Linked DNA regions of Homo sapiens: region 2 is linked to region 1. The links are chromatin contacts, found by POLR2A ChIA-PET in ENCODE. All regions are on one chromosome and are shown on one strand. The core of a region is the stretch at or near the end of the contact, and the rest is flanking DNA. Distances in the headings are between cores, read along the strand shown.

Region 1 (3,316 bases), core at 619-3,118:
CTTCCAGTGGGTTTGTTTTTCACAGTGGAAAGGGTGGAGTAATTCTGGAACTATGTGTATATATTACAGAACTGAGTAAATCAGCAGATATGGTGATGTTGTCAGAGCCAGGGTTCTTAGTGTTGGAGAAGGGAAGTAAAAATGTGGAAGCGGGAAAAACAGGAAAGAACCCAGTGAGTCTGGACTGGAATTAAAGGCACCATTGTGAAGTAATGATTTTTTTAAAAAATAAATTACACATTTACACACACACACACACACACACACACACACACGCCTGCTAAAGGGCCTAGACACAATGATACCCTCGTAGCAATGAACACACCTAGCACCAAATCTTGGTGGTTAAATATCATTCCTCACTAAAAGGAATCAAGGCTCTTGGAGAAATGGCTCATTCAGGGCAGAAGCAGTACAGGATGAGCATGGAAAATCTATTTTGTCCCAGAAAGTAAGGACGTACTCCCAAAAAGATGGAGACATGTCAAAAGAAACTGCCACTTACCAAATCTGGGACAATATAATATGAATGTCAGAATGGATAATAGTCCATTGAATAAAATAAGAATCTTTAAGCCCACACTGATCATAAACAAACAAGAAATATAGTAATAAAAGGAATTAATAGAGAATGCATTCTTCTAGTACATGCCACCTAATATAAATGAAGAAGGAATGTGATTAAAAAATGTTAGTGTTAGAAAAAAACTGTCATAGGAACATTTGACTCAGACAAGAATCATCAATATATGGTAAAACTCATGGTAGAAGTTTGAAGAGGAAGAGAATACTTACAGAATAACAAAGTATCTTCTACAAATTATTCATTACACAGGTTAATATAATTTACACTGGAGAAAACTGACAGACATTACCTTAAGGAAGTGATCAAAGTTAATATCACCAAAAACGGGATTAATATTGTGTGCCTCCTTAAGAAAACACCATAAGAACAAAATAATCTCTTATGCAGCATTCCTGCCAAAACTGCATAGCCAATCTAATCTAACCAATTTAATCTAATCATGAATTGAGTCTTGCGGAAAGAACAGATAATCCCAAAGCGAGGGGCTAGCCTGAACTATTGAAGTATGTTCACATCACGAAAAGAAGAAAGGGTGAGGAACTACTCCGGATTAAAGGAGACGAGAGACACATGACAACTAAATGTAACGTGGAGACTGGATCCCGGACCAGGATCAGGATCCAGAATAAACTGTCATAAAAGACATTATTGAATTAATTATAAAAATTCAAATATAGGCTGTATATTAGATAATAGTATATTAGACAACACCTTTTCTGATTGTGATAACAATACCATGGTTATGCACGAGAATTTCCTTGGTCTGAGGAACCACACCCTGAATTATCTAGGGAGAAAGGAACATCATAGCATCAATCCACTCTCATAGAGCTCAGAAAGATAATAATAGAGCGCGTGTGTGTACAGACAGGGAAAGATAAAACAAATGTGGCAAATGCTAACAACTGATGAAGCTGGGTGCACAGTAAATGGGAGTTCTTTGCTGTAGTCTCAAAAAAAAATTATTTTAAAAATTTTACCTAGCACATAGCAAAGGTTTCTTTCACCCTTCCTCTGGCCATCCTTAACTCTTCGATATACTTTTTAACTGATAAAAATTTTGCTTGGTTGACTGGATTTTTTGCTTGCCAACATTTAAAACACATGAGTTTTCACAAAAAAAAATAAATAAATAAAAAATCCCATCTTTTCTGGAAAATTTGTAAGATGCAAGAACTGGCAACTACGTGACCACTGCTGAGTGAGAGGCAGTGCCTTCTGGCTGGCTTCACTCATGTACCTCACCAGCCCGGCCCCTGAGGCGTCTAAACTGGACTCCTGGTTTGTAACAGTGCCGACCACAAGCCATGTGGAAGTGGTCACTGGGAGGAAGCAGCAGCCAGTGTGGTTCTGCTGTCACCTCATCAAGGCAGAGGGGTGAAAGATAACTAAGGCCAAGGAGTTAGCTCCTCCTGTGCCCCTCCAAGAAGTCCTGGGTCAATTACTGATGTCTTAAGACTCGCGTACCTCACCCTACCTACCGTTGAGAAATAGCTTTTCCAATTTCTCCAGCAGCTCAGCACATTGATTCAGCTGTTCCTGGAAACCCTCGGCCACACAGTAATCCACATCACTGGCCTGCAGCAACTCCTCAAATGCCTTAATCATGGTGTTCATGTGTTGACGGGAGATGACACAGATGCCATGGCCATCCTTAATCTGCTGCCGTTGAAGGGAGAGCTCCCTGGCTTGGGACTGAACTAATGAATCGTATCTGATAAAAGAGGGGAAAGAAAATACTTGGACCATTTTAGAATTGAATTTTTGTGACCTTAACACTAATTGGAAAAATGACAGAGTACAATTTTTAAAAGCCTGCAGCTGTACAAGTATATATACTTTTAGAAAAATTGAAACTGTACAAGGTCAGCTCTTCTTTGATTTCACACAGCCAACAAAGGCTGGAACAAAGATTCTTCTGCAACATTTTTAACCTTATAAAGCCCCCAATTAAAGTACAGATTGGCAAGAACTCAGGCAAACAATAAGTTTCCATACACTCTTCAAAAATACTATTCTGAATTGTAGAAACAAGTGCCCCAAGGGTCAGAGGATCTACCAAAAATTCTCATGAAGTGTGATAAAGAAAGTGTACCACAAAGAAAAAAAGACAGGACTCTCTCCTCCCGAACAAAACGTCACTGAATAATCATGATGCTAACTACCATTTACTGAGGGTCTAGGACCTGTCAGTAACTGAATTCAGTGCTTTATATGTTATCTGATCCTCTCAGTCTTCCAACAAATGTATAAATGTCCCCTTTTACAGAAGAATAAACTGACTGCAAAGCTAATTAAGTGGTAAAGATTTTGGATTCAAACACAATTCTCACTTTGAAGATCATTATGCAATATTACCTTTTTACCGTCATGTGCCACCTTTTCCTACGTGAGCCCATAAGAGAAAGACACTGAGAAGTAAACAGGTTAAGGGAAATGTGACTCATGTAAACTGGCCACAATAACCTTGCTCCAGAGAGTAGCTTGGCAAAGATGTTGACACTTCAGTTCAACATAATTTTCTCCTTCCTGGAAATGACAACACTACATGGGCTGGCAGTCACCTTCAACATAGAGTGTGCACATGCAGATTACATGATACCAGCATTAAAGGTGGGGGCCAGTATCATGTGAGTACTGGAGTAACATGGGTAAACATGGGTAACTCATGAGTAACATGAGTAAACATGGGTACTGGAGTGGGATGATGTGGGCTTGAACCCTGGCAAT
Region 2 (3,398 bases), core at 264-2,763, 760 kb after region 1:
AGAAAAATAAAAGAATTTTTTAAAGGCAGTTGGGATAGTAACGAAATGAGCAGTAAACTTTGCAAGAGTTCAAATCTGGGCTCTGACACTTGCTGTGGGGTCACCAGGAAGGCACCTGTCCTCTTGGAACCCGTTTCTTCTTCATATATGAAACTGAAATCCTGGCATCTCTCCTTTGGGGTTTGTAAGCATGAGGATTTGCCAGTGTAGTGGTTGACTTTATGGACTTTAGGTCATAAAAGGGTAATCAGCTGTCATCCAATGCGAACACAGTAAAAAAGGAATAAAGTTGTAACTACATTATAAATGGTCATGTCTGTAACCCTAGCCTAATTTTTGAATGTAGTACAGAAACCACCAGCCACAGTGTGAGCCGAAGCCAGTTTGTAATGTACCATCAACAGCCAGACACACATCACAACTTTAGGCCTCAGTTTCCTCACTTATGAAGTGGAGACAACTTATCTCCGAGGGCTACGCGGGGCAAGATAAATAGGTACAAAAATACATAAATATGTACCTGGCCCACAGTTAAAACGCTTAAAACACTCCAGCTCTGTCGTCTTCTCTTAGATTCTAGAAATGCCACAACTTTCTCTTATTTCTAGATGCTCTGTAGGTTCAGGGCCGTAGAGGCTGTCCACGGGCCTCACAGGAACGCACCAAAACCAGGACATCGCAAGCACAGGCGCACAGACCCAGACCCCGGCCCCGGCCCGGCCCGGCTGCAGGGCCGGGCTCCCCACATCGACAAGGACACCGGAGCTGCCCCGAGACGCCAAGAGGGCTGCGAAGAGCTGCCTTTGTACTCAGAGCCAGACGCGGCCTACGGGACGGGACCGCCACGTCTGGGGCTTGCGGGCTGCAGGGCGGCGCGGCACGCGTGGGTACACCCTGCGGGGGCGGGCTGCGGCCGCGGGGAACAGCGGCGAGAGGGGGGCCCGCGGGAGATGCGGTCCTGCCCAGCCGCGCCGAGAAGGCGGGGAAGGCGAGGCCGGAACACACCCTTCCCTGCACGCCTCGGAGCGCCCCGCCGGTTGGGGAGGGCAGGAGGCTCAGGCCGGAGCCGCGCAGGGGACACCTCCGCCCCCGCCCAGGAGTCCTGTCAGGCCGGCGCCGCGGCGCTCACCGCCGACCCACGGGCTAGCCACGGCCTGACGGGGCCTGGCCCCGGGGCGCCGCCCGCCTGCGGCCCAGTCTCCACCGTCCCCACACACGCCCCTCTGAAGAACCCGGCGCGAGGAGGTATCAGCCGGCCGGACACTACGGAAGGCCCGGGTTACCTGGGGGGTTGCTGGTGGCTGGGCAGCTTTCCGGGCGGGAGGGGGGCGTCAGGACCAGGAACAGGAGTGCGGACGCAGCGGGAGAGGGGGCGGGGGCGGTCGACCGAGGCGCCGGCAGGTACACTGGCAGGCCGAGAGGTGCAGACGCGCCGGCAGCAGTAGCGGCAGTAGCAGTGGCAGCGGTGACTGCTCCTGTGCTCCCTCAGTATCTTCCTCGGGCTGGTCCAAGATGGCGGCGCTCCCTGCACAGGGTTTCCTGTCACCCTCGCAATGGGCCGGACCACAAAAGAAGGGGGAGAAGATGCGCGCGCAGCTGGCGGAGCCCGGAAGAGGGTGGCTGAGGCCAGCCCGCTAGCCACGCCCCTTCCTCAGCCCTCACCTCTGGACTTGTCGCGCCGCCGCTGAGGCCCGCCCCACGGGCGCTCGCGCCCGGAGGGAAGGTGGAAAGCGCGTATGCGCAAGCGCAGTCGCGTGTCCTCGCCTCTTGGGGGAGCTACTGCGCAGGTCTGCGTGGAACCTGGTGGGGTGCGCCTGCGTCTTGGAGAACTAGGGTTGTCGCTCGTGGAGACTTTTGAACAATTTTTAAAGCCAACATTTACCACTTATTGGACGCTTACCGTATACTGGCCACCATGCTAAGCATGCATTTACTGCATTCATTCAACGTGTATTTATGGGGGCATTTACTGTATATACCGCTGTATGCTTCGTATATACCGGTCCTGTCCAACAAACGTCGGAGGCACGCATCCCCATTGTATCCATGGAGAAACTGAGGCTCAGGTTGGTCAACTCTCTTGTCCAAGATCACGCAGCTAGGAAGTGACCCTGCATTTCATCTCTATTTTGACTTCACTTTGGGGTTGCCTTTGACAGGGTGAGAGAAATGTGATATTTTTCACAATTTGTCTACCACCTGCCATCTTCCAACTTGCTCTGCCATAATCACTGCCCCAGAAGGTTTCGTGCTTTTCGGGTGCAGGGACACGTTTTGACTTTCTTGGACCCTGAGCACTTTTGCCTTGTGGCTTGTACATTACACACACACATATATTTCACACACATGTAAGTTAAATATATGTATAAATATTTAACATATTTTACAACTGCATTGATATAAACATGACGTATCAATATTATATAACAAAATATTTTCTCTGACCTGAAAGTTCATTTTTTTCTTCTGACTTTAAAAGAATGTAAGCCGGCCGGGCGCGGTGGCTCACGCCTGTAATCCCAGCACTTTGGGAGGCCACGACGGGCGGATCACGAGGTCAGGAGATCGAGACCATCTTGGCTAACACGGTGAAACCCCGTCTCTACTAAAAATACAAAAAAATTAGCCGGGCGTGGTGGCGGGCGCCTGTAGTCCCAGCTACTCGGGAGGCTGAGGCAAGAGAACGGCGTGAACCCGGGAGGCGGAGCTTGCAGTGAGCCGAGATCGCGCCACTGCGCTCCAGCCTGGGCAACAGAGCGAGACTGTCTCAAAAAAAAAAAAAAAAGGAACGTAAGCAAGGAGGGCTGGTAGTCTGCGCCTGTAATCCTAGCTACTGGGGAGGCTGAGGAGAGAGGATCGCTTGAGCCCAGGAGTTCTGGGCTGTAGTGCACTGTGTCACTAGATAGAGTGTCTGCACTTAAGTTCAGGAGGGAGGGACCACCCAGGTTGCCTAAGGAGGGATGAACCGGCCCAGGTCGGAGATGGAGCAGGTCAAAACTCCCGTGCTGATCAGTAATGGGATCATACCTGTGAACAGCCACTGCACTCCAGCCTGGGCAACATGGGGAGACCCTGTCTCTAAAATAAATAAATATTCATTTTTGTTGGCCCCTAAAAGTATTGGAGGCCCTAAGCCCTGTGCATACTGTACTGTGCCTAATGGATAAGGTGGCCCTGCCTTAGTTCCCCACCCCCAAATTAAATCAATCTTTCTCTTAGCGTTCAGGACCTTTTATGAACTGGTTCTGCCATGAACAAGTGAGATTTCACTGTAAAAGTGTGTGCCAGTTTGTACATCTCATATTTTCAGAGACCTGGGTTCGAATTCCTGCTCTATAATCTAATGGTATGCAGTTGTGCATGTCACTTGATTTCTGAGATTGTCAGTCTTTTCTGCA

The links. ChIA-PET counts read pairs that join two places held with the same protein, here RNA polymerase II (POLR2A).
Region 2: POLR2A ChIA-PET joins it to region 1 with 11 read pairs in OCI-LY7. The contact joins the promoter of RAB14 here to the enhancer-like site in region 1. POLR2A ChIA-PET finds 5 or more read pairs at or near these places in 2 of 52 experiments (OCI-LY7 and WTC11).

Annotation. Positions count from the first base shown.
Region 1 is chr9:120,435,228-120,438,543 of GRCh38, forward strand. It overlaps CDK5RAP2 (CDK5 regulatory subunit associated protein 2), which reads right to left. Exons shown (of 38, transcript NM_018249.6): 25 at 2,068-2,300. Among named protein-coding and RNA genes, the nearest start is that of CDK5RAP2, 140 kb to the right of the region's middle. Within about 2 kb of position 1,869, at least 8 of the 41 ENCODE cell types and tissues checked have a DNase peak (open chromatin) inside an H3K27ac peak, as active enhancers do.
Region 2 is chr9:121,200,356-121,203,753 of GRCh38, forward strand. RAB14 (RAB14, member RAS oncogene family) reads right to left here and starts at 1,514. Exons shown (of 8, transcript NM_016322.4): 1 at 1,284-1,514. It also overlaps a transcript of GSN not described here and the pseudogene RN7SL181P. RefSeq lists silencers at 696-945, 966-1,435 and enhancers at 1,128-1,627, 1,446-1,665, 1,936-2,095.